Linked DNA regions of Mus musculus: region 2 is linked to region 1. The links are chromatin loops, found by intact Hi-C in ENCODE. Cell type or tissue: gastrocnemius. All regions are shown on one strand. Links, peaks and the distances in the headings refer to the core of each region. The heading gives the core; the rest is flanking DNA.

Evidence for each region. Hi-C counts contacts between places; a loop is a spot of excess contacts. Peaks named below come from ENCODE experiments on the same cell type or tissue, not always from the same donor. Only the 100,000 strongest peaks of a DNase experiment are listed, where the experiment ranks them.
Region 2: a loop joins it to region 1, with 2.6 times the contacts of the local background. A loop is called at or near these places in 4 of 42 quality-filtered maps.

The regions. Positions count from the first base shown.
Region 1 is chr2:156,523,732-156,534,017 of GRCm38, reverse strand. Epb41l1 (erythrocyte membrane protein band 4.1 like 1) reads right to left here. Exons shown (of 25, transcript NM_001368800.1): 17 at 10,247-10,286; 18 at 8,730-9,137; 19 at 7,025-7,129; 20 at 4,548-4,628; 21 at 151-237. Among named protein-coding and RNA genes, the nearest start is that of Aar2, 19 kb to the left of the region's middle. In gastrocnemius, for the core only: a CTCF peak has its summit at 4,027 (motif pointing left); a DNase peak (open chromatin) is centred at 4,080.
Region 2 is chr2:156,608,437-156,618,722 of GRCm38, reverse strand. It overlaps Dlgap4 (DLG associated protein 4), which reads right to left and starts at 5,026. Exons shown (of 13, transcript NM_146128.6): 1 at 4,865-5,026. It overlaps Gm14169 (predicted gene 14169), which reads left to right and starts at 5,301. Exons shown (of 4, transcript NR_040372.1): 1 at 5,301-5,437; 2 at 5,527-5,778; 3 at 6,149-6,256; 4 at 7,496-9,525. In gastrocnemius, for the core only: a CTCF peak has its summit at 5,557 (motif pointing left); DNase peaks (open chromatin) are centred at 4,440, 5,056 and 5,497; H3K4me3 peaks cover 1,651 bases; H3K27ac peaks cover 252 bases.

The DNA of each region.
Region 1 (10,286 bases), core at 2,931-5,430:
TTTGGTTGCACCAGGGGGCACTGATGGACACCTCGAGGAGCCTATGGGCATCTGCAAATGGTTCTGAGCCCCTGACTGCACTCGCTGTGGGCTATGTGCTTGCATCCTCTGCTCCGAGTCCCCTAGCCTGAGCTGGCCCTGCCTACTTACCGGTGAAAGAGAACGGATTTCCGTGGCCACCGTCTGTGGGCCTGGGATCATGGCAGCTGCCCCCTTCCCGGACTTGAGACTGTTCTCCTGGGGAGACAATAGTGCTCAGATGGCCAGGTCTCAGTTCAATAGGTCTCCAGGATAGCCAGGGCATGTGACCATGTGGTTATCATCACCATGGGGTTGAGAAGTGACACAGAAGCAGAGAGCTGAGGCATTCAACCCCCAGAGACTCAATCCCCATAGACACACACTTGCATGCTTGCTTATAGACTCACTCGACAAAGATATACTGGATCCCCACTATTAGGGAGTCACAGTGAACAAGATATGGTACTGCTCTCTGGAAGCACTAAAAGTCAGGAAGCCCAGGCTCTTGTCCTGGACCTGCTGTGGACCTTGAGGCAGAACCATTTCCTCCCTACTGTCTGTGAAAAAGGACCTTCGCCTAATCCCATTGTGCCCATAAGTGAAGAACATAGGTAAACAAAAGCTGCCGGTAAATTCAGGAGCACAGGCAGATGGATCTTGTAAGTACTTCCTGGTACCTGCTAGGCACTAAACATTCCACTAGCTGGGTGCCTATGTGAGACCTCACTTAACCTTCAAAGCCACTGAAGGCAGTTCTTGGTAGCAAGAACTTGTTCTGCAGAGGACACACAGGAGGGAAAACTATAGTATGTGGCTTGTTCAAGTCTCATGGCAAGTCAGTGGTGATAGCAGACATTAACTCTGAGCGAGCAGCCTCCAAGGCTGTAGGTGCTGGTGGCTGTCCCAGCACTTGGCCCTTGGAGCCGTCACTCTTGAGCCAGCTTCCCTGGTCTCGTCCTGGATCATAACTATTCTATCTGCCTGGAATTGCCTTAGACTTAGTGTCCCATATCTGGGTAAGAGACACCAAGGTTCTCTCTGCTGCCTCTCACTTCTGCATAGTCTCCAGCTAACCTCTATTATGCAGCATCTCAGACAAACGGACGCCAGTCTTGTTTTGTGCGTGGCAACGAACCCTACCGAAGCATGGGGAAGGACAGAGCCTTCTGCTCCATCCTCGCCTCTGCTAAGCCAGCTCCTGCCCAGACTGTTGGTGGCCAGGTCACTTGGCACAGCACCATAAGGCACATTCCCTATAGCAACTTAGATTCCAGACTGCAAAGGTCATTTCTAGGAGAGTGTTCTTCCTCTGGCTTAGGGAGCGACCATCATCCCTTTGATCCTTCTATCCCTCAGACCACACTCTCATAGTCTCTTATTCTTCATGTTCTCTCTTTGCCTGAGGCCAGCGTCCAAAGCTCATCTTCATCTTTGCATCGAAAACAAAAGCCACTAAAGGGGACACAGGCTGTTCAAGGCCTAGGTCTTTTCTTCTCCCTGCCCTGGATGTGTGCATAGCTAGGGCCATCTCTCAACTCATGGAAGCACAGTTCTCCTTGGGCAAGGCTAACCCTCTATCTCTCCCCAGGGCTCCCCTCTACCCACTCAGATACCCAGGAAATTCTACCGCTTCACTGATGCCACAACTATATCCCTCTACCTGTCATGCAGATTTTTCTTGAACCCCAAATCTTCAAAACCAATTTTCTCCTGGGCCTTTCCTGGAAACACTCCATCGGCTCCTCACACGTCAAGTCTGCAGGGTAACTGGCTGCCAGCTCCTAACATACAAATATCACACTCCTCTCACACGGGATCCCTTGTGAACAGGCTGCCAAGCTTCTCCTGGCTTCTGAATTAGACTTTTCGGAGCCGGGTGAGGAACGTGCCTTTGTCACAGGTACCTGGGACCACACTGTAAGAACCACTGGCCAGTAAACACTGTCCCCAGCCCATCTGTCCTGTCTCCAGAACATCTTACCAGAAAGCAAATACTGTACTTTCCTGCTCCAGGACTTTCTAGTCCCTAAATCTCTGCTGCAGCCACCCTCTTGAACCCTGGTGGCGCTCCAGCTAGACAGCAGCCCTTAGGTCCCCACCGTCTTCTGTCCTTACGTGGGTCCCAGGGATCCAGGCACTGTCTCCTCCAGTGCCAGACTCACAGTGCCTAGAACAGTACTTCACACATCGTGGGTGTTCAGTAAATATTTATTAAGGGAAGCAAAGAGGCTGGAAGGAGGAAGGGGAAGCAGGAGGGAGGAATCTTTGTTCCAGGCCACACTCCACACATGCCGATGGTCTAATGCACTCGCAGCTGATCCCCTGCTTCTACTCCAAAGGCACCATTCCCCTCTTGTTTCCAGAATCAAGTTTAAACCATCCTACACACACCGCAAACCCTTCCCGCTCTGGTTCAGTCTGTCTTCTCAGCCCTCTTCCTCCTCCCCCTCCCCTTCCTGTACACATCTGTACACATCTGCCACCCAGATGTGCTTCTTCACCTGCAGGCCTTACACCTGCTCTCACAGGCTGGAAGCATCCTCCTGTGGCCATGCCCACCCCCATCCATCCTTTCCTCATAGCTCCGCTGACCCTGCCTATGCTATAGACAACTTCCTCACATCCTCCCAGCAGCTGTGTTACCCTCCTGGCTCCTCCCAGCAGCCCCTAGCCTGTTGCACTGTTCCATGAAGGCAAGAAAGAGACAGCATTAGCTGACTTCTCGATACACTACAGGCCAGGTGTTGTTTTGCAGGCTTCCCAGAGGGTACTTGCTGGGTCTCACACAAACCTTTCTCCCACTCCATTTTACAGATGTGGCAAGAAGGCTTAGAGAGGTTCAGGTGACTTGCCCAAGGCCATCCAGCCAGGAAGTGAGAAGGGTGGGCCTTGCTCATCACTGTGCCCAGGAGCTGCACACGTGACAGGCACCTGTGATGGCAGCACAATGGATGCTGGTGGGCACTGCAGCTCTGTATCCCTGTGCTAGGCAGACAGACTCATCACTGGCTTTGAAACAAATGAATGGATGAATGGATGGATGAGGAGATGAATGAAGTTAACTGTCTACGTGCCATAATGACATTTACATTTACCCTTACAAGTATCTCAGTGCCTAAGAGTAATGGTTGGGAGGGGGAGAAAGAACCGAGTGATCAGAGATACATGTGCCATCTGGTAACTGGCTGTTTATCGATCCTGGGGTCGGTTTACTTAAAACCCACCTGCTGAGGAGTCGGACTTAATGACATTATCTTCCCAGGAATAGGTCCGGAGTTGGACAAGGGACGGCATTCACAAGCATCTCTCAATAGCTCAAGAGTATCTGGATGAGGTATCACTACATTCTGCAGCCCCAGGCCCCAGAACTGATGTTCCCACAGGTCAGGACATGGGCAGAGCAGAGAGACTGACAGTGAAAGTGGAACTTCCAATGTCACAATGCCTGAGGCTAAACTGAGATTTATTGGTCATGTGACCTTGGGTTCATCTCTTTATCCCCCTGAACTTAAGTTTTCTCATTTGTAAAGGATGCAGGAGAAAGAACAGCAGATAACCACGGTTAATAAGCCAAAGGTCAAACATCTCAGGAGGCTGTCTGACACAGAAACCTGTGTGCAGAATAACAGGTCTGTACTGTTCCTAAAGGCTCTAGAGCGACAGTTCTCAACCTGAGGGTCGTGACCTAGGGACCCTTTCACAGGGTTCACGTATCAGATATCTACATTCTGATTCATAACTAGCAAAATTACAGTCATGAAGTAGCAACAAAATAATTTTATGGTTGGGGTCACCGCAACCCCAGGAGCTGTATTAAAGGGCTGTAGCAGTAGGAAAGTTGAGAACTGCTGCTCTAGAGTCCCATACGATGAGAATACTTGAGACCAAGTACTTTTCATTACTGGTCAGACAGCAAATAAATAGCAAAATCCACAAGGTCCCTTAAAAGGTGTCAAAAAAAAAAAAAAAAACCCTGAATATTCCAACCAGGTTCACTGCTGCCATCTACTGGCTATAGTGAGAAAGTGGTCTGCAACACTGAGGGTGGTTTGGGGTTGCTGGCTGGCTGGAGGATGGGGTGGGATGGGGGCTTTCCGGCAGGTAGATTTGCCTGGAATTGCAAGATTCCTGCATGCTGAGAATCTGATCATTTTACTCTCCCTCTACCCCTGCATGCTTGGGATGGCCCAAATAACTGAGAGTCAGGGCCTCTGCTCCACACATTGTTCAATTGGCAAAACCGAAGACTGGCAATCTGTACTAGAGCAGTCAAGGTACCAGACAACAGGAACCTGGTCATCTGTCTCACTGCCATGAGGGCATCTGAGGCTTGCTGAAGCAGTTTCCAGGTTCTGGGTACTGGGAGGAGAGGGGGGGGGAGAGAGAGAGAGAGGGAGAGAGAGAGAGAGAGAGAGAGAGAGAGAGAGAGAGAGAGAGAGAGAGAGAGAGAGAGAGAGAGAGAGAGAGAGAGAGAGAGAGAGAGTAAGGGGTGGGTAAGAGAGGGGAGCTTCCTGGGTTCCACTTACCATGGTGGTTGAGATGGTCTCTGTGGTGATGCAGGGGGGAGTTGTCATGAAGTCTTTCACCATTGGAGTACCCCCATCAACCTATGAGGCAGAGAAGGAGGCATGAGAGATGACAGGACTACACGTATCTGTAGTATCTGTCACCTGGCTTATAGTTACAAGGTGACAGGTTTCAGGAGTGGACATGCACTGGGGGTGCTCACACTGTACTGCAGAGGGGCCCCAAGGCTCTTCAAAGACTTCATTTCAACCACTGTATTGGACAAAGCAACCAGGCAAGTTGGTGAATTCCATTCAACCTTGGAAGTTACCCTTTGATGTCATGTTGGTTAGTTTAATGTCAATTTGACAACAAGCTAAAGTCATTTGGGAAGAGGAACTCTCAACTGGTAAAATGTCTCAGACTGGCCTATGGGCAGTCTGTCAGGCATTCTCTTGATTAATGACTGATGTGGGAGGGCCCAGGTCACTGGAGGAGGTACCAACCCTGTGCAGATGGTACTGTATGATATAAGAAAGTAGGCTAAAGTTGGCTGGCACTCAGGAGACAGAGACAGGCAGATTTCTGTGAGTTCAAGGCCAGCCTAGTCTATAAAGCAACTTCCAGGACAGCCAGAGATACAGAGATACCCTGTCTCAAAAGGAAAGAAAGAAGAAAAAGAAAGAAAGAAAGAAAGAAAGAAAGAAAGAAAGAAAGAAAGAAAGGAAGGAAGGAAGGAAGGAAGGAAGGAAGGAAGGAAGGAAGGAAAAAAGAAAGAAAGAGAGAAACAAAGAAACAAAGGAAGGAAGGACTGAAAGAAAGTAGGCTGAGCAAGCCACGAAGAGCAACCAGTAAGCAACACTCCTCCATGGCCTCTGCTTCAGTTCCTGTCCCCAGGTTCCTGGCTGAAGTTCCCTCCGTGATGGGTGTGACCTGAGAGTTCTAAGCTGAAATAAACCCTCTCCTCCCCAAGTTGCTTCTGATCATGTTTTATCCCAGTGATAGAAACCCTAACTACAACAGAAGTTGATACTTCTAAAAGTCCACCAAGAAATATGAACAAGGAAACTTTACCATAGCACTGAATACTGGGAAAGATAAAATCCATCACAGGGTCCAGTGAGGGGAGACGGAAACACAGTTAGGACATGCTTCCCCAGTGGACATGGGGCTGGGAGGTAAAGTGCTCACTTAACATGCATGCATGAAGCTTGGGTTCTATTCCCAGACCCCATTTAAAAAATGCAAAAATTAGGTATTTGCTGCAACCTGCAATCTCATCATCACATGGGAGGTAGAAGCAGGAGGAAGCCCAAGGTCACCTTCAGCAGCACAATAAGTTTGAGGCCAGTCTGAGATACCTAACAGGGACCCTGTCTCATGAAGACAGAAGTGAAGGAGGAGGGACAGAGACAGAGAGACAGATAGAGACAGAGACAGCAATTGAGTAAATTCTAAGCTTGTTGAGGGCAAAGGATATACTGTAAGAGTCAGTGGTCTTATTTATCTAATAACTTTAAGTATGAACAGATGTGAACATCTGTGTTAGTATCTTCTCCCAGGAGACAACATATAGATAATGTCATCCAGTCTATTGACTTTTATAACTGGACATTTTGATGTTTTGATGACACCAGGTTATGGGATTTAAGGTCGTTTTGATTTCTTTATCCTTTGCATTAAAAACAAAGGTTGCTAAAACAAAGCAAGCCAGGGAGGGCAGAGGCCTGTCTGGGGTAGCCAGCTTACGACTCTCTAACGGCAGGAGCAGCTGCAAAGCCATTACTTGGCATACTGTAACAGTAGGAGAAAAAAATCTGGAAAATACATTTGTGTTATTTTATGTCATATTCAGAATGCCTGTGCTGGGGGTGGAACCCCAGGTAAGGACTCTGCTCTTGGTCACCAGGAGAAGGGACTGAGCTCTGAAGTCCTGTGGCAAGAAGAACCAGGGGCAATCCCTCAGACTTATACATTTTAAAAGTTGAAGAGCCACAGAGGACACACAGGAAGTGTGCACTAAGCTGTGAGCTGTTCCCAGGCAAGCTAGCCTTCTCCAGGGTGCAAGCTAGTTTCACCTCACTAACACATTCTTCAGTCATTTGGGCCTGGTTTGTTCATCTTTCCAATCGAATGTGGAACCTCCATGCATAAAAAATGACCCAGATAAGCTGTTCTGAACAACCAGTGACTGAGAGGTCTCCTTTTCTCTCCCCCAAGCTGCCTTGGAAAGATCCTCTCCACACGTATCAAGCAGCCTGAAAGCCATGCCTCTAAACTGCTAGCCATGAGCACTGAACACCCCCAGGAGGAGGGGGGGGAGGCAACATCACCCCCATTTACAGATGGGAAAGCATGGTTTTTCCCTGTTCCGTGTCTGACCTCAGGGAGGATGAAGGGAAGGAAAAGGTTGACCAAAGGGCTTGGCCACTTCAGTGAGGATCCTATGTTCAAATGGCCGGTCCCTGTGTCAGGTTACAGTAGGGGCACAGGTTACCTGGGTGCTGTCTGCAGCGGAGACTCTGCTTTGCAGCATGGCCTCTGGCTCAATCTTCTTCCTGATTGCCAGACTGCTGACGGTCATGGTTTCTGCTTTCACAGACTACAGGAACATAAAGGGGACACGTGAAAACTCAAGCCTAGACACAACTCCTCTTCACAGACAACAGGGATGCAGGAGGAGAAAGCTCTCTCCCAACCCCACGGAAAAGTATGTAAAGGCATGGTTGGTGTCACTGAGAAAGGACCCAAAGAGAGAGAGCCAAGGCCACTGCCTGCATGAGGAGGGCCTGACCCCATGCTTCAGGGCTGCATGTCTTTTGAGGCTGTATTGGTGTGGTTAAACTCAATGCTCAGCGTTCTCCTTACACACACGTCGCCTACACCTTTTAGTCACTTCGTGCAAACTGCTGCTCAGTGGAAGAACTACACACGGAAGTATCCAGGGGCCAGGCAACAGATGGGAACAGGCGAGGAGGCTAGCTGGCCGAAAGATATGGAAAGCATGGGGGATTCCATTCAGGTGTGGATTTATCGTCGCCTCTGCATGGTGGGCTTTTCTTTGGTATATTTTTTATGATATAAAAAAACACAATGTAATTTTAAAAATTAAAGCCAGAGAAAACACATCAGTTGGCTTTACAAACCGTATCCTAGGTGTCTCAAGCTAAATGATCAGCTTCTATTGACTCGACTCTCAGGCCTAGTTCATGGCTTTACACACTGTAGGTCTGATAAATGGATCTAGCTTTTCATGTGGTTGGAAGGAAGAGGGAGAAAGGAGAGATTCTTCCAGAATCCTGGTATCTAGCTGCTCATTCGTTTATCGTCCCTTGGTACCGAGTGTACCTTAGAACAGCTAAGACCTGGTGGGAGAAGGGCAGAGCAACCAGCCATTGCCCTGACTGTGCTGGAAATGTTAGAGCCAAAGTGGCAGGACAGAGCAGGATGCTGTAGGGCTAGTACTGCCTCCCAGGTAGCCAGAAAAGCACGGAGAGAGGTGCGTGAGCTGTCCTGGATCACGGTGAGGCACGGAAAGGGAGAAGGAGCCTTCCGCCCAGAGGGTACAGCATGGGGTAGGATACCAGCATGAATAAGCTGGTGTTCACTGTCTAGGGGTGGGGGCGAGGATCTGCTAGGGTAAAGGGAAAGGGGGAGTTTCTGAGACTCCTCTGTGCAGCTCTACTAAGGGAGCCACAAAGCAGAGAAGCTCAGACGCTGGCCCTGCATCCTCTCCAGAGGTTGTGTCTTCTCTTTTCCTGGAGTGTCCACTGCCAGCCCTAACATCTCAGGACCTGGTGGATTTAAATAACTGCCCCTTCTCCAGACCCTGGTAAAATGAGCCCTGGCCTGCATCAAGAAAAACCACTCAGCGTTCAGACCAGCTGTAGGAGGCTCAGGAGTCCACGGACACATGCTCTCTCCAGGTGCTATGCAGCACAGTTCAGGGGGATCAAGGAGGCAGTAAATCATCACTTGACCTCAGCAAGTGATGGGGGTCACGGGGTTAAAACTGCCACGGAGCACCTGTAAGTGGTGGACCGACACAGCAGACATGCGTTGCAGAACCATGCTGTTCTACGAGGGGCAGTCATGCAACACCAGACAGAGCTTCAGGCTGCAGCTGATGGCTGCTCTCCTTACTCATGGCCCAGAGCCCTCTGAACATGCAGTGCCCGGTTCTCCGTGAAGCTCCACTGTACCTCAAACTGGGGCATTTCTGGAGTGGAACAGGCCCCTCGATCCGGGCTGTCCTCGAGGCCCCCAGATTCATCCTCTTGGCTGGAGGGCCCCTTGAGATCCCGGGCGAACACCAGGCCCTCTGTCTCAGAGTCACTTTTATCCCGATCAAGCTCAGGGAGGCTTCGGGAGAAGTCTTCAAAGGCGCCGCCATGGTAGTCACCAATAACCGTGAAGTCCACCTCAGCCTCCAGGCTGGACGTGGAGCTGACCGTAATGCTGGAGCACTTGCGCTCAATGGCCAGGTGGTTGTCCTTCAGGAATACGGCGTCCCTCTCCTGGTCCTGGTCCTCATCTCCCGTGTCGCTCTCTGGGGCACGTGGGCGTGGTGGTTTGACTTTCTCCTCTGAGCCCTCCCTCAGCCCTGCTCTCTATGGCCGGATAAAATCGGGGGGGGGATGGGGATGTGGGGTGGGGAGAGAGAGAGGTCAAGATGGTGAATGCCAGAGGACATCTCAAGGTTGTGATGATGTTCCCAAGTGGAAGAACAAGTCAGGAAACGGAAAAACACCCCAGAAAGGTTTCCTTGGAATCGAACACAAAACAAAACAAAACACAACGAAACCTTCTCGAGAGTGGGGATGCTCTTTGGAGGGTCTCACATGGATGCCAAAGCAATACAAAGCTAGCATCCTTCCAGCGAGTTCTGGACAGGAGGCCCCCTCCAAGGCTAGGATCCAAAAGCCTGTCAGAAGCGGCATAAAGGCAGGGATGGAGGCCTGGACCACAGGCTCATCCGTGCAGGCGGCATTGAGAGGCAAACTGAGGAAGAAGGCCAGGGATTCAGGGGAACCTGGGAGAGGAGGCAGAGAGGCTGGGGCTGGAAGCTAGAGGAACACAGAAGAAGCCAGCAGCCTGTCAATTGCACTGAGTCTCTGGGGGAGAGGCAGCACCATCCAAGGGAAGAAGAAAAACTGACCCAGGACCTCTGGACTCCAGCTTCCTGGAATTCACACCAGTGCCGCCTTGAACTCCATGGTAACCACTGAGAGGAAGTTCTGTCCACATCAGTGTAATTGACAACGGCAGGCCAAGGGAACACCCAAGGGGAACCAGCAAACTGTGTCCTAAATACATACCTCTCAACTGGCCTGTCAGGGATTAAACACCACACGTGCATTTTGTTTGTTTGTTTTTGTTTTTTTGTTTTTTTGGGTTTGGTTTGTGACTTCCTTTCTTTCTTTTTTTTCTTTTTTTCTTTTCTTTTCTTTTTTTTTTTTTTTTTTTTGAGACCAATTCTAACACCCACACCATATTTAGAAAGAACTCATTTCAGTACGCTTCAGAGATTCACTTGTTAACCAGCCATCACGTGGCCAGGTTCTGGAAGGTTGAGAGGTGTGAGGAATATATTGCGGACAAGCCAGAGTGTGAACAGCTGCAAGGGGGTTGCTACTAGGGCAGGTGGGAACCTAGGGAACGGCGCATCCCGGTTGGATGAAGATGACCAAGTCATCGGGCACAGAGGGACTGCAGAGACCTGAAGGCCCGGAGGGCTGGCGAATCTCAGACGCCCCCCC
Region 2 (10,286 bases), core at 4,002-6,501, 84 kb before region 1:
TCAGATGCACTCTGACCCCTGTAGAGCACCAAATGTCCCTCTGACCATGTGTGATGCCATTCTTGGAGATGCTGCTCTGTTTCAGAGGGGGGGGAGCTTGCTTCTTAACCCAAAGATCCTGGGGACCAAGTGCCTTGTTTGCTCCCCGGGGTGGGCTGGCAGTGGTGGTCACTTCTTACCACCCATATAACCTCACATCTATAGGACGTCTTAAGGGCGGGTCACAGCCTCCGTTAGTAACCACCATGTAACAGGGGGGTGGGAGTGGGGGCAGCGCAGGAAGGGACAGCAAAGCTCAGACCAGGCCTATCACAGGGCTGAGACACTTGAATTCCAGGGATGCCTTAGGCTGTTTACTTCTACCAAGTGGGGACCCATCGCCAGTGGATACAGTCAGGTTCCCCGAAACGAGCCTACTGCAGTTGATCCCATAAACTTCATACCCATCACATGCTGGTGAACAAGCGGGAACACTTCAGGATCCCCAGAGGATGGGGCTAACGTGAGACTCTAAACTCTCGCTAACTTAGATCCAAATCCTGGTACCAGGATTTTGACATCTATGTGGCTTTGATCCAATTACTTAAAAGTTCTCTGTGTCCAATGTTCTTATCTGTAAAATGGGGCCAATAAAAATGGGATGTAGTAGAGGCTGAAGCAGATATAGGAGGCTTGGAGTCAGTATTACTAAGTAGCAGACCCTGAACCACACGCTCAGTTCTGGGAGATGGTCAATGATGCTTTATCAAGCAGAGAGTTGATTTTTTTGTTTTGTTTTGTTTTTTTAACTGTCAGCTGCTGATAACGGCTGTTATTATTATTATTATCATCATTGTCAACATTAGCAGGAATCCCCAAGCCTGGTTTTGCAACCAGCCCTAGTGAGGGGTGTAGCAAAATTCTCCAAACAAAATGTGCTTCCATTCATTTTGGGCTTTTGAAAAGGCCACGTCAGACGGCTCGGTGGGGAGGAGGCGGCATTGCGAAACCCAGCAGAGAAGGATCCAGGCTGCTTCTCGCTCAGGAAGTGATGTGCCATCTACTCCAGAGAAGCCCTGGCACAATGGCTATCCCTAGGGCGCAGTGACGGGGTTACTGGTCCACTCTTCAGCCTCTGAGTGGCCGTGGGCAGCTCCTGCACCTCAGTTTCCCCACCAGGCAGACACACTAAGGTATTTCCTCGTCATTCCTGCCAAGGGGAGGGCTAGAAAGTGCGGAAATTGAATGTGACCTGCAAGCTGCAGGGTGCTGAGCGCACCCCAAAGGCTCCAATCTTGGCCTGAGGTTGTTGCCAGGGGACTACTGAGTAGGTGGGTACAGAGAATCAACAACAACTGCTCCCCAGACCACATATACAAAACAGGTAGTCATGTGCAGCTAAGAGCCCAACAAAAGAGTCCAGTGGACTGAGCGAGCATACATTTGTCTCTGTGTCCCCACCATAGGAAGCCCTGCAGGGGATTAGCCATTTACTTAATGTGCCCAGTCAGGGTTCAGTTAAGAGTGATGTCTCTACCTGAGCCAGCCCACTTCACCTCTCTAATGGCAGGATCACCCATCAGGAGAAACTGCTGGCCCCTCTCAGTCTGTGGACCACAACCCTGGACCTGTACACACACAGTCCTTCAAACTTACTAGAGCAGACCAAGCCTGATCCTGCGCCCCAAAGTGCGCACAGAAGCAGCTCATCTTCACGACCAGTGTCCCCGAGGACCACTCAGGAGGCCACCTCTCTGATTAAGACGCAGGCTGCCTTCCTGGCTTTATGAATGCCTGTGGGGTCCTTGGCCGGCAGTGTCCTGCTCCTTCATGCTCAATTCACTCACATCCCTGAGGCCCCCCAAGCCCAGAGCAGCACATGTTCTTGGGGACAGGTTTCCAGCACCCGGCAGCACGGGTCCCCAGGACAGGAAGAGCAGCAGGTCACGTACCAGATCTCCTCTGATTTGATTCTCTGCACCACCCCCGCCCCCCAGCACTAAGCACTGAGTGGAGCAGGAAACACTAGTGGCCCAAAGAAGGAATGGCAGGCAAGAAACTAGTAGCTAGCAGACTCCCCACTCCCATAAATGCAACAAGAGGTAGCTAGGTAGGCAACTGATCTGAACCCACGAAGTGATGCAGAAACAGGTACCCAACCACGGGGCCACAGGAATGCCCAAAGATGCTGGACCTACCCACGGACACACTGGGATTTTAGAGGCCACAGACCTATAACTTCCACAAGTCTGCCAAGTGCCTCTGGGTGTACAGAGCCAGCTGGAGCCAGAGGAACCCATAAGGACAGTCATGTGGGCAACTGGACCTGACCAAGTATCCTCTGTGCCCATCCTCCACTTGGAATGCCCCAGTTCACACTCACCCATTCATTCAAACCAAAAATAAATAAATAAATAAATAATAAATAAACAAGAGCAAGTTCCCTCAGCCAGTCAAGACCCGTCCTCAGCACAAGGAGGCTAATGGGAAGGTGTGTCGCCGCCCCTCCCATGTCAGTCACAGCACAGAGGTCTTGGGGCTGTGGAGATGTTGACAGGGACACAGTGGCCTGGGCACGGAGGAGGCTTTTTTCCAAAGGCAATGTTCAGGATGAGGCCAGGCTGATGAGTTAAGTAGGTGATGTGGGTGGGGACTTGGGGGAGGGGGTATGGGCAGAGGACCCAGTATGCTCAAAGACCCTGAGGCTAAATGCAACCTGAACACAGTCCAGGAACTGAAAGCAGGCCAGGGAGACCAGAGCCAAAGTGAGAGAAGATGGGGAGCAAGATGCAGCTGAGAGGTAGCTGCTGCGGGGAGGGGGCTGGGCTTCAGGCTGGGAACTATGGACCAACTATATGCTTTCCAAAAACAGAAAATCAGAATTAAAATTTTTTCATTCCCATTTCGGAATGTTTAAATGAAAATATACTAAAGTCCACTGGAGTTCGGGAACGCTATTTTTAAAATTTATTTTATTTTATTTTTCAAATCAATGAGTACTCATCAATTACAGTTGTAGGGGAGGGGCGAGACCCTGCTCTCTGCTGGGTAAAGGGCAGCGGACAATATCCCTCAGTGTGTAGGTACGCTGGCATTTATGAAGCCAGATGCCTGTGAGCCACAAAATCCTAACAAGATGCCAGTGGGTGCCCCGATACACTAGATACGTCACTGAGTCCTCTGAAAGCTCCCAAGTACACGTTCCACCCTCAGCCCCTGAGTGCTGCGCAGCCTTCCTTCAAAACAGCAAGTTCGGCTGCCAAGCAGCCGTGCGCCGGCCCGGGGCACAGCCCTCAAACCTGCAGCTCATCTCTGGCTGACACCAGCAGGATAGTCCTGGGTACCGGGTTCTGTAAGTCAGTCATCAGGCCCTGCCTACCCCACACTTTCTCTTGACTCGGGGCCCTGCCCACCTACCTCTCCAGTGCCCAGCCTAGCTCCACCTGGCCTAAATGGACGAGGGCTTCGCGGACACCACTCACAGGCACACCGGGCATTGCCCAGCTTCCGGAGAACCCACACACTCTATCCCACCCCAACCCCAATACAGACACAGGCACACACGCCTGCCCCACGTGCACAGACAGCATCGTCAGAAGCTACTGGGAACATACTCGGAGCTTGTTGAGCAGTCGCTGAAGCCCAGCTGAGGGGGAGGATGGCCCCCCAACCCGAGCCTCGGCTATCAGCCCGGAAGCCAGCTCTGCGGCCCCACCCAGTCCCGCTGTCCTTAACAGTCTGGCTCAGGCCCCTCGGACCACCCTTGGCCCAGGCAGCCCACAGTTTTCTATACCAGAGGAAGGGGAGAGAGGTAGCCACCTGAGGGAAGAATTCCACAGACTCCTCCAACAGGCATTCTGACATGGTCCTGTCTGGTGAAGCCACAGAGGCAGAGGGACCGGACCCTCCCCCACCGCACAGGAGGTGCCAAGAGTAGAGGCGGGGCAGTCCAGCCTCCTTAGGGCTGGGGACTGCAGCCCCCTCCCCCTCTGCATTTTCTACTTCCAAGCAGGTGGAGGTGCTGGGACATTCCCCCCCCCCCCATCAGCACAGTCCTCCAAGCGTAAGGTTCCCCATCCTTTGGGTATCTCCGCCACAACTGGCCTTCACCCACCCACCTACCCACCACCCTTCCCCCATTTCATTTTCCCCCACAACATCAACAGTCGGTGACAGCCCTTTCCGCAACACAGGCAGCATAGAAGAACGCGAGAAAGGAGATGGATGAAGGGCTGGATGGGGAATCCGACAAGGCAAGCTCTGCCCAAGGAGGCCCAGGGACCATCACTTGCCCAGGTAGCACATGTCCCCTCCCAGCAGGCCCTGCACATCTGGACCCAGCTGGCCTCCGCAGCCACCTGGTCTATCCTCCACCCGCTCTGTACGCGAACCCCCGTTCCCGCGGGGCGCCGCACGTGGGGGCCTCCCGTGGCCATGTGAGCGGCCCCCCCACAGCCCAGGTGCCAGGGTCGCTCGGCCCCTCCCGGGCAGACGAGCGCTCCGGGGGCGATGCGGCGCGGGGTCGCCCGCCCCCTCCCCGGATGCCCGGTCCCGGGGAGATCCCGGGAAGGGAGTACGAGCGTGCGGCAGGCTGAAGGCAAGGAAGCCCCGGCCGCCCGGACACGCGGCTGGGAGGGGGCTGCCGCTGCCAGCCGCCTGCGGATGGAGGGCCGGGAACCGCTCCTGCGCCCCGGCCAGGGAAGGGCCGACAGCATCGGAGGGGCCGGCCCGCGTCGGTCCCCAGGCCCGGGCGCCACTGCCCGTCAGAGGATCCGGGAGACCCCGTCGCTGAGCGCATCTGTCCCGGGGTCTGCCCGCGGCTGGGGGCTGCCCCCGATCTAGCCTCGGAGGAGGGTCTTGACGCGTGCCACCCCCGCGCGCTCACCTGCGCCCTGCGCTCGACCGCCTCGGTCCACTCGGCCTCTGCGCTGCGCCCGCTCCGCTCGCTCGCTCGTTCCGCTCGCTCTAAGCTTCGCTCGCCTAGGCCCCGGCCCCGGCCCCGGCCCGCGGGCGCCCCATGCCTCTCCTCCGGCCGGCGCGGCGCCCCAGATGCGGCTGCGGGAGGAGGAGCCGCGCGGCCCCGGCTCCCCGAGAGCGGCGGGGAGGGGGCGGGGGGCGGGGAGACGCGCGCGGGGGAGGGGGCCGCGCGGCTGCGCCCAAAACCAGGCGCGGATCAGGCCGGGGGCCCGGGGCTGCGGGGGACCGCGGGGGCCGCTCGGGGCCCGGCGCGCCACCCCCGCCGCCCGCCCGGGGAAGGGAAGGGGAGGGGAGGGGCACCGCGGCTGCGGACGCTGGGTGTGTAGCGGAAAGAGCGCTTGGGAATCTGCGACCGATCGTCCAGAGAGGGCAGACTACCGGAGCGAGGTTACACAGCGCTGGCCGCGGTGGCGCGCGAACTTGGAAACCTGGGTTATTGAGTGGGTCGGCAGGAAGGTGTTTTGGCTGCGTTCACTGTGGGGTAGGAAAACTGAGGCACGGGAAAGATGCGGCTGGTCTGGGTCTCGCTGCGGGAGTCAGGCTTCTTCTCACCCCTCTTTCTCCCGTTAGGGTTCTTGCCTCTAGGATCGGGTGCCCCCTCCCGGTGACCCGCTTCCTGGAGAACCCTTGTTTTGGGCAGCAGTACCTGGCTGGCTAACGCATCTCTGGAATTCGTGGCCGGGCACCTGTCCTCCCTCTCACGGGGGCTCTGTGATCACGGACCATAGTCCGTGCTTCTCCCTGAGCTCGTTTTTCTACCCGCACAATCGGGACCACATAAGCATCTACCTCCTTAAGAAACCGAAGAGATAAAGAATAGAGGTAAGCTCTTCGTACTGGATCATGGCATTCAATAGGTGTCAAATGGATGTGCCTCCTCCCCTGGCTCCCACACAGCTGTCCCTGGAGAATACTAGGTATGCAACTGAGGCTCCTCCAGGCCTCTTTCTTCTCTTCCACTGCCTGCCCACCCTCCTCACATCTCTACCCCACTATTCTAGTCCTAGCCTCTCCTCTTGCCTGAGCCTGCAATGCCCTCCCACCATCTCTCAGTGACAAACTCCTACTCATCCCTCAAGACCCAGAGCAATTTCATGTACCAGCTTCTCACACTACTGGCCCACCCATGCCTCCCTTCAAAAAAAAAAAAAAAAAAAAAAAAAAAAAACAACCAACCTTCCCTTTCTCCCAGGGTTTGTGCTGTTTGGACTCCCACCAACTACAGCTACTGGCCCAGAGGAGATCTGCCATGACCCATGCTGCAGGAATTGGCTTCCTGGCTAAGATAGGCAGAGGAAAGGTCAGTTTGGAGTCCTAGAGGAGGGTGAAGGGCAGGAGAGGAGGGACTGTAGGTTCAGGCAGCTGTCACTGGAGAGGAACAAGGTCCCTTCCCTTGGGTAGCTAAGAAGACCTCTATGGATTCGGAAGCCTCTGGCAGGGCTGAACAGTGGCCTTGCACTGTGTAGCTGGCTAAAATGAGCAGGTGTCGACCGGCCTCAGAAAAGGGTTTCAGGGCCTTGTTCACCGAGGCTTTACAGCAGCACTGACTATAAGTGAAAAGCTGATCACAGTCTAAACAGCCGTTTGTCTGGAGCCGGGTAAAACAGTGACCACAGAAGGCTGTCCCCATGCCACAAGCCTCAAACATCTGTTAGGACGGGTCACAGAGCCACACTTGGCTTGTGAGGACTCAGAGATGGATTTCATGACTTGTGAGCTTCACCTGAATTCAATATGATCTTTAAAATAATAATAACATTAACAATAATAATAATAATAATATGTAATTGGATTTTTAAAAAAGCAAGTTGCAGCTGGAAGAATCGGACACATAGTTGGAAAACAGACAACATAAGGCTATGCATTATTTGGGGACACTGGCATATGTAATATAAGAATACACACAGGAGTGATGAATAGCAGATTTTGACAAGTAGTGGCCCCGAGGACAGGTGATGGGAGTGTGGTAGAGGCTTCAGTGTCCCTGAAACAGTGTGCAGTCTCAAGTGCCTGTTGTGCTGTTATCTAGACATTTGTAAACCAGATACATTTATATTGTGATAATACTTCTTGTTACAAGTCAGGCAGTGTCTAGGAAGGGAACAGGGAGTGGATGCGATACTGGTTCTTGAGCAGGGTTGTGGCGTGGACAGTGACTGGGAGAGACAGGAAAGGCCAGAGAGGCTGCTGGGGCTGTGCAGGGAAGAGGTGGGAAGGGGAAGACTGGAAAGAGGAGAGAGACTGAGAGAAAGAAACCACAGGCATGCTTGCAGAGGTAGGGGTCACAAGCCCACATGGCCACAGACAGGGCCTGCACAGGGCGTGAGTTCGAGTTACAGGGGTCTGCTACCCTCTGCACCAGCAAACTGTCACCCTAAAAAAGATGTCCCTATGAGGCCATGTCTTCTGGTTTTGCTGAGAGAAGCTAGCAATTCGGACATTTTAATTCATCTTTAGTTAATATACAAAATAATGGGCTCATGATGACATTAAACATTATCTCTCTGTACCTCCCCTCCTCCACCCCTCCCCTTGCCAGCCTCCTACTTCCTCTCCTTTCTGCTTTCATGTCACATACATATAATGTGCATATATTTAAATGTAGATTCTGCGTATTTGAGAAAACACACACTGTTTGTCTCCTCGAGGCTGCTCTATTTTCTCACCACAATAATCCCCGGGTCCATCCATTTCCCTGCAAAGAACATGATTTCACTGTCCTTGTGACTGAATGAAACTCTACTGTGTATATGCCACCATCACACACACACACATACACATATATATGCATACATACATATATACATTATATATGCATACATACACACACATAATTTAGACTGTTTGAAAATGTAAACATTTCCTTTAAATGATAAAAAGTGAGTTAGAACATATTTACTACTGTGGGATTGAGCCATGCAGGACTCTCCAAGTTCCTTGGTTTAGGCGGGGCTCCCAGGCAGGAAATGAAGGGACAATGACACCGAATTTTCCTTTCTGTGAGGTTAAAGAGCAGAAGTCTAGGCAGGCTTCCTGAAGGAGGTGACAAGGAGTGACACAGGGAGATGCCTCCAGCTGAGAAAACAGAAAACACAAAGTCAGTGTTGGGCTAGGTGAGAGAAAGCATCAGGAGGTTCACAAAGGGTAAACATGTGGTAGGCATGATGCCTGTGCTTCTTAGCTACTGGGGTCGTGAATCAAGGCCATGACCATTTGTCACTGTATGCCCACAGACCGGCAAAAATGACTAGGACAATCGCAAAAGTTAGCGAAGATGAAGCTCAGAGGCAGCCCTGACATCCTATTGGAAGGAGGGGGAGCTAGACCACCCACAGGATCCACCAATCTCACTGCTGCTCCACATACAGCATCCCTTCAGTTCCCAAGCAGGCCCCCTCAGCAGGACCCTGGAGTCTGAATGCCTACTAAGTTCCTAAGGAAGCTACCCTGTAGGTCCCCACGCTACAGTGAGTGGAGGTGGGAGATGCCCAGGAAGGTGCACAGAGACCTTTTGCAATGCAGAAGACCTGAAGGCAGTCCAATTAGCAACCGCAGGGAGGGTAAATCAATGAACAAGTGAACAGTGATATAGACGCCGCGGCCGTAGAACAACGGGATCAGGATCACACCCAACATAAACAGATTCCAATCAACAGTCACTGGACAAAAGCCCGCACAAGGTGGTAGCTGTGAGCATACAGTAACAAGCAGGAGCAAAGGCATGTCATCTTGATACTCATACATACAGTGACACTGAGAATGAGGTGGACCAGGGAGAAGCTCACTTAATACGGTGTGTTCATTCTAAACCTATGCCCGCACCAATGCTGAAGGGCACCGTGGAGGCAGGGTTGTTAGCTCCGAGTGTCTGAGATACTAAAAAAAAAAGGGGGGGGGGGAGGAGGAGAGGGCTGGGGAAGCCCAGTTGGTAAAGCGCCTGCTGTCTGAGCATCAGGACATCAGCTCGGGTCTCCAGAATCCATGTAAAAAGTGGGAGAGGGGAGCAAGGATGGGGGATCCCAGAAGCTTGTTGGCTGGCCAGCCTAGCCAAGTTGATGAGCTTTAGGTCCAGGGAGAGACCTTGTCTCAAGAAAGGAACATGGAGACTGACTAAGGAAAGACCTCTGGCCAGACACACATTCATAGGCATATGCACTAGCACCCACATGTGCATGAGCACTCCACACACAAACCACATATCTCCTGTCTCTCTCTTTCCCTCCCTCCTGCCCTCCTCCCCCCTCAATACAACATCAACAACAATGACAACAGGACCCCGGGGAGAACGCTCAGATGAAGAGCTTGCCACATGAATTGAGGACTGGAGTTCTGATGCCCAGAACTCATGCAAACCAGGTGAGGTGCTGTGAGTCTGTAATCCTGGCACTCCACAGCCAGATGGGAGGTGAAGACAGGGGGCTTAGGCACCAGCTAGTCCTTCGATCGCAGACGGTGACGAGAGAGCCTGTCTCAAGCAAGCAGACGCTGAGGGCAAATACGTCGAGTTTATAATTAAAACACTTAAAATGGAAATTCATTTATATAATAAATGACTAAGTTTAAATCTGATATTTATTTGTGTATGTGTGCATGCGTGCGTGTGTATCCAAGAAGCTAGAAGAGGATGTTACGTGCCCTGGAGCTAAAGTCACAGGTTCTAAGTACCCAGCATGGATGCTAGGAACTGAACTCTAGTCTTCTGGAAGAGTCACAAGCGCTTGCAACCATCACTCTAGACTCAGAATGTATTATCAAGAGAGACAGAGCGGGAGCTGGAGAGATGGCTTGGGTTCAAGTCTCAGCCTCAACATGGCAGCTCACAACCATCTCTGTAACCCCAGTTCCTGAGGATCTGATGCCCTCTCCTGATGTCCATGGGCACCAGGCACTCACGTGGTGCACAGACACAAATGTTAACAAAACATTCATACACATGAAATGAAGTTTTAAAGACATTTTATGGAGATAGAAGGAGGGGGAAGAGCCGAGGAGGGTGGCTCTCATCTGTCATCCCAGGGCTAGAGAAGCTGGGGTAGGAGAGGCAGGGCAATTCAAGGATAGCCTGGGCTACACTGTACATCCCAGGATAGCCTAGATTATAGTATGAAATCTTTCTAAGAAAAAAAGCAAAGTAGCAAGGGCAGATAGATATGTGTTTAGGAGAGGATTGTTCAATCCCAGCATAGTCTGGTAACATGAATAATCAGGGTTCTGTGGGCAAGAGATGCAGTAATTACAACACCGGAACACTTGTCTGACCCATCCCAAAGACCAGAAGGGATACCAATGTGGTAGAGAAGAGGCTCTGGTACTCTGACGCTCCAGGATCG